Regions from separate parts of the Homo sapiens genome. Here region 2 is linked to region 1. A link is an interaction called in ENCODE POLR2A ChIA-PET data of the cell type or tissue named here. Cell type or tissue: Panc1. All regions are shown on one strand. Links, peaks and the distances in the headings refer to the core of each region. The heading gives the core; the rest is flanking DNA.

The links. ChIA-PET counts read pairs that join two places held together with the same protein. Peaks named below come from ENCODE experiments on the same cell type or tissue, not always from the same donor. Only the 100,000 strongest peaks of a DNase experiment are listed, where the experiment ranks them.
Region 2: POLR2A ChIA-PET joins it to region 1 with 11 read pairs; 8 of 35 experiments call an interaction of 5 or more read pairs at or near these places.

Annotation. Positions count from the first base shown.
Region 1 is chr7:2,455,163-2,458,068 of GRCh38, reverse strand. No RefSeq gene overlaps it. Among named protein-coding and RNA genes, the nearest start is that of GRIFIN, 20 kb to the left of the region's middle. In Panc1, for the core only: no CTCF peak of the experiment used is centred there; no DNase peak of the experiment used is centred there.
Region 2 is chr7:2,509,575-2,512,480 of GRCh38, reverse strand. No RefSeq gene overlaps it. Among named protein-coding and RNA genes, the nearest start is that of LFNG, 8.7 kb to the left of the region's middle. RefSeq lists a silencer at 1,048-1,097. In Panc1, for the core only: no CTCF peak of the experiment used is centred there; no DNase peak of the experiment used is centred there; H3K27ac peaks cover 1,096 bases.

The sequences.
Region 1 (2,906 bases), core at 114-2,613:
CCATCCTGGCTAACACGGTAAAACCCCGTCTCTACCAAAAATGCAAAAAATTAGCCGGGCATGGTGGCGGGCGCCTGTAGTCCCAGCTACTCGGGAGGCTGAGGCAGGATAACGGTGTGAACTCACGAGGCGGAGCTTGCAGTGAGCTGAGATCGCGCCACTGCACTTCAGCCTAGGGGACAGAGCGAGACTCCATCTCAAAGCGAGGTCATCAAATGGGAATGAGGATGGGAAGGAAACAGGTATGTGGGAGCACCCTCAGTTCACCATATTAATTACTACAAGAAGATCCCCCCAGGTAGGGTTGCCATATTTAGAAAAACACAAACAGGATGTACAATTAAATTTGAATTTCAGATAAATAATAATTCACTTTTTCAATATAAGTATATCCCATGGCCAGCTGGGCATGGTGGTGCGTGCCTGTGGTCCCAGCTACTTGGGAGGCTGGGATGGGAGGATCACTTGAACCCAGAAGTTGAGGCTGCGGTGAGCTATGATCATCCCATTGCACTCCGGGCCGGGTGACAGAGCAAGAACTTGTCTTAAAATAAATAAATAATAAAAACATAATCAGAGGCCGGGCACGGTGGCTCACTCCTGTAATCCCAGCACTTTGGGAGGCCAAGGCGGGCAGATCACCTGAGGTCAGGAGTTCTAGGCCAGCCTGGCCAACATGGTGAAACCCCGTTTCTGCTAAAAATACAAAAATTAGCCAGGCATGGTGGTGCACAGCTGCAATCCCAGCTACTTGGGAGGCTGAGGCACGATAATCGCTTGAACCCGGGAGGCAGAGATTGCAGTGAGCCAAGATTGCACCACTGCACTCCAGCCTGAGCGACAGAGCGAGACTCCATCTCAAAAAAAAAAAAAAAAAAAAAAAAAGGACACAATCAGAGCCATCAGTGGCTGCACATCATGGAGGGGACAGAGTTCACAAACTAAGTTGAGGCAAATTACAAAAGAAACAAACAGAAAAATAGCAGCAACATCAGCCCTCAAGGGAGAAAAATAATACTTTAAAGCTGCTACAGTGTGTCATTTAAAATGTCTGGTTTTCCACAAAGTCATTACAAGATATACAAAGAAACACAAATTTATGATCCCTATTCCAAAAACAACTGTCCCTGAGTGTCCTCTGATGTTGACTTTTTCAGACCAAAACTCCAAAGCAGGAAATATAAAGATGTTCTAAGAACTAAAGAAAACTATGTGTAAAGAATGAAAGGAAAGCATATCAACAATGAATCAGCAAATAGAGATACTCAATAAAGAAACGAAATATAAAAAATGTGACCCCATGGATTATATTTAAAAAGTGAAAAAAAAATTATAAAAAAGAAACACATGGATATTCTGGAGTTGACAAGTATAATTGAAATGAAAAAAAAAAAATCACTAGAGGGGCAGATGTCGCATGACAGAAAAAAGAAACAATGAACTTGACCACAGATCAATGAATAGAAATTATCCAATCTGGGCCAGGTGCAGTGGCTCACTCCTGTAATCCCAGCACTTTGGGAGGCCGAGACGGGCAGATCACTAGGTCAGGAGTTCAAGAGCAGCCTGGCCAACATGGTGAAACCCCATTTGTACTAAAACTACAAAAATTAGCTGGGCATGGTGGCTCACGCCTGTAATCCCAGCCACTTGGGAGACTGAGGCAGGAGAATCGGAGGCAGAGGTCGCAGTAAGCTGAGATCGTGCCATTGCACTCTAGCCTGGGCGACAAAAGCAAAACTCCATCTCAAAAAAAAAAAAAAATTATCCAATCTGAAGAACGGAGAAAAAAAATTTGAAGAAAAATGAAAAGGGCCTCAGAGACTTGTGAGACAATATGAACTGTGCCAACATGCATGTAATGGCAGTCCCAGGAGAGAAAAAGGGGCAGAAAAAGTATTTGAAGACAAAAATGGCCAGACATTTCCCAAATTTGATTAAAACAACATTCATCTACAAATTGAAGAAGCTCAGTCAACTCAAAGTAGGATAAATACAAAGAGATCTAAAACTAGACTCCATCTCAAAAAAAAAGTAATAAAAAAAAGAGAGAGAGAGAACATACAAATGATCAAATTCAGGAATTAAAGAGCGTATGTCACGGACCCTGCAGAAACTAAAAGGCTTCTTAGAGAATATTATGAATGCTTTATACCAACAAAGTAAAATACTTAGATGAAATGGATGAATTCCTATAAAGGCACAAACTTTAAAAAGTGACTTAAGAAGAAACCAAAAATTGGAAAAGATCTGTAACAACGAAAGACATTGAACTAGTCATTTAAAATCTTCTCGGCCGGGCGCGGTGGCTCATGCCTGTAATCTCAGCATTTTGGGAGGCCGAGGCGGGCGGATCACAAGGTCAGGAGATGGAGACCATCCTGGCTAGGACGGTGAAACCTCGTCTCTACTAAAACTACAAAAAATTAGCCGGGCGTGGTGGCGGGCGCCTGTGGTCCCAGCTACTCGGGAGGCTGAGGCAGGAGAATCGCTTGAACTCAGGAGGTGGAGGTACAGTGAGCCAAGATTGCGCCACTGCACTCTAGCCTGGGCGACAGAGCAAAACTCCATATCAAAAAAAAAAAAAATCTTCTCACAAATGAAAGTTCAACCCAGATAGATTCACTGGTAAATTCTACCAAGTACTGAAAGAGAAATAATGCCAAATCTTTCGTAGAATAAAAGAGGAGGAAGCGTTTCCTACCTCACTCTGTGAAGCCGGTACTATCCTTCCACCAAGGTCAGAAAATGATGCAACAAGAAAAGTACAGAGGACTAGCCTCATGAACATAGACACAAAAATCTTTAACAAAAGATTACAAACCGAATCAGCAGCATATACAGATGATCACACGGCCGGGCGCGGTGGCTCACGCCTGTAATCCCAGCACTTTGGGAGGCCAAGG
Region 2 (2,906 bases), core at 213-2,712, 54 kb before region 1:
ACCCTGGCAGGAGGGGATGGTGGAGGCGGGTGTGGGGAGGTGGGGCAGAGTCTCTCTCAGGGCGGCAGAGGCTGGGCTGAGGCTGGCATCAGAGGAAAGTCCAAGCATTGGAGGCACCGTCCTCTCTCTGCAGCCCGTTTCTGTGCACGCCATCTGCTAGGGACTTGCCCAGACGGGGTTATCCAGTGCTCGTCTTGGTTTCTGGGGACACCTGACAGTGAATGTTTGGAGACACTTTCATTTGTCGCCACCGGGCTGGGGCTGAACAGACAGTAGGGTCTGGCCTATAGGGCCCAGAGAGGCTGCCCCACAGCCCCCCATGCACAGAACAGCCCCACAACCAAGAATGATCCACCCTCAATGTCAGTGGCCACGGCGCAGAAACCATCCAAGAGATGGCGGGCCCTCCCCTGGCCGTGCCTTGGTGGGGCTCTTGCGGTGGCTCTCCTGCCTCGCCTGGGGTCCTCACAAGGTGGGCTTGTGTCTGGCCATGAGGCCCGGGAACGGCGTGCTCCCGCCTTCTTGCAGGAGGTCACACAAGGGCAGAGGATGCAGTGGCCGGGCGTCCAGGACAGTGAGGCTGCCCTGGATTGGAAGGATCGCACGGGGGGGTTCCGGGGGAGCCCACGGCGGGGGGCTGGGAGGAGGCTGCGGCAGGGGCAGGGGCTGGGCTGCTCAGGCTGTGGTCCAGGCCTTGGTGAGGGCAGGGATGGCAAAGCTTGGTCCCCTCCATCCCCCACCACCCCCACAGCCTCCAGGTGGTCCCAGCCTTAGGACCTGAAGACAAGGCTGGGGCTGGGGTGGAGGGAGGGGCCGCCTGGAAAGCTGTTTGCTCAGCCGGGGTTTAATCTCCAAAACAGGAAGGCCGTATTGACAGAAGCAGCAGCCGGAACTGCTGCGGGCTGCCAGGTTACACTCCCTGGTCCCTCCTCCTCTCCCCACGCTGGGGGGCTCCCCGACAGACCCTGCCCTCAAATACAGCTGCTCCCATCACCTGCCACAGCCCCCCAGGCTGCACCTCGGGGAGACGGTACCCCGCTTGCTCTGCAAGCTGCAGGGAGGCCTGGTGCCAGAGTGAGGCAGGAGGCTGGAGGGGGCTCCGGGGTCACAGGCCGGGCCGGGTGTGACTCTTGGCCTCATTTTGCAAATGAGGAAGCTGAGCCCAGAGAGGGAAGTGAGCTGGTTTGGGTCCCACAGGGTGGGGTGAGGGTGGTCTGCCTGGATGCCCCCACCCCAGGTCTCTAACACTCTTGGGAGTGGCTCTGTCCACCATCACCACTGTCCAACCCGCACAGCAACCCCCGTGCCTGGCCTCCCCGTCCCTGGGGTACCCAGGAGGTCGGACCCAGCTGGGGCTCAGCAGGGCTCAGCAGGGCTGTGGTGCCGTGAACCCTCTGGCAGCGGGCGGACATTATACATCCACCCACTGCCAGAGGAAGCTGCGGAGACGGGCAGGGTGATATGCCAGGTGGCCCCGGCAGCCTCTGAGGTCATTCTGGGCGGGCACTTCACCCAACAGCAACGTCAGGCCCCTTAAGAGCCTGGCGGTCCCTTATCTTCTCCCCGGTGGCTGACTCAGTAGGACCAGGGATCTCCGGGCAGGGCTGAGGGCCGCCCACCCCTAGGTCACCTCGGGGAGCCCACGTGCGTCTCCAGACCTCGGCCTTCCTGCATCTCAGTTCCATGCCCACTGCTTGTCCTGAGCTGGAGCTGGGTGGGAGCTGGCTCTGAGGGCTGTCCCCATATCTTAGAGATGGGGCTCGGCTCTGCCACCCTCCCTTGGCTCCCCACTGCCCAGTTGGGAGGGCTGGCTCTGCCCCTGGCGTCCTCAGGCCACCCCCTGGCCCACTCTGCCTGCCGAACCCCCCAGGCCCTGCCAGGCCCAGGATCCCCACACTCCAGCCGCCCCTCTGTGTCTGCCTGGAGTGCTCAGCGTCTCCACCCCTGTGGGAAGTCTCCTCGCTGCTCCCTCCTCCACTCTACCTGTTGTCTGTTCCTGGGTCCCGTCCAGCCCTCAGCACAGCCCGGCACCCACAGAGTACTCAGTCCAGATGCCGACGCAATGGAGCTGAGCTTCCTGGACTTGGCTCTTGCCAGAAGACTTGGAAGAAGGGACCTTGAAGAGCATCTAGGTCCAAGTCCCATTTCACAGATGGGAAGATGGAGGCCCCAGAAGGCCTCCCAGGCCCACATGGCCAGCAGCAGGTGTCTCCAGCCACCCTTGAAAGTGAACCCCTCAGGCTCACACCTCCGGGTGCCTCCCATATGCCAGGAAGTCCCAAAGTTCTGAGGCGCTGAGGCTCCAAGACTTCCCCTGGGCGGGGTCTTTGGTGGTGCCAGGGGGTGAAGGTGAACCTTCAGGCATGGCGGTCTTTTGGCCAGGCCTGCTTCTCCCTGCAACCCCTCGGAAAGCCCTGCCAGGCTGGGAAACTGAGCAAAAGCTGGACATGCCCAGGCCAAGGGGTGGGCAGCTGGCTGGCCTGCCTCAGCAGGGTGGGGCCTGGGGACCAGTCCAGGCCTGTCCCCAACAACCTGGCCTATGGCGTCTCTCTGGGTGGAGAGTCCCCTGTCCTGGCTGTGTCTCCAGCCTCAGGTGGGGTCCTAGCTGTTTCTTTCTGGTCTCAGCTGCGCCCCCCACTCCAGCCTCCACCCCACTCCCTGCAAACCGGCAGTCACTTGAGCCCTCCTCGGGGCTCTGAGCCCCCCTCGGGCAGATCTTCAGGCCTGGGGCATCCCCAGAGGCTGGGCTGTGCCCAGTGGTGGCCGCCCCTCCCTCCTGTCTCATCCCCACCTGCCATGGCTGTCACTCTATCTCAGCGACCCAGTTTTCCTCCTTGTCTCTGTTGGTGGGGCGGGCGGCCCTGGGGGGACAGTGTCCCCCTTTGTGGCGGGGCGACCGGTGGATC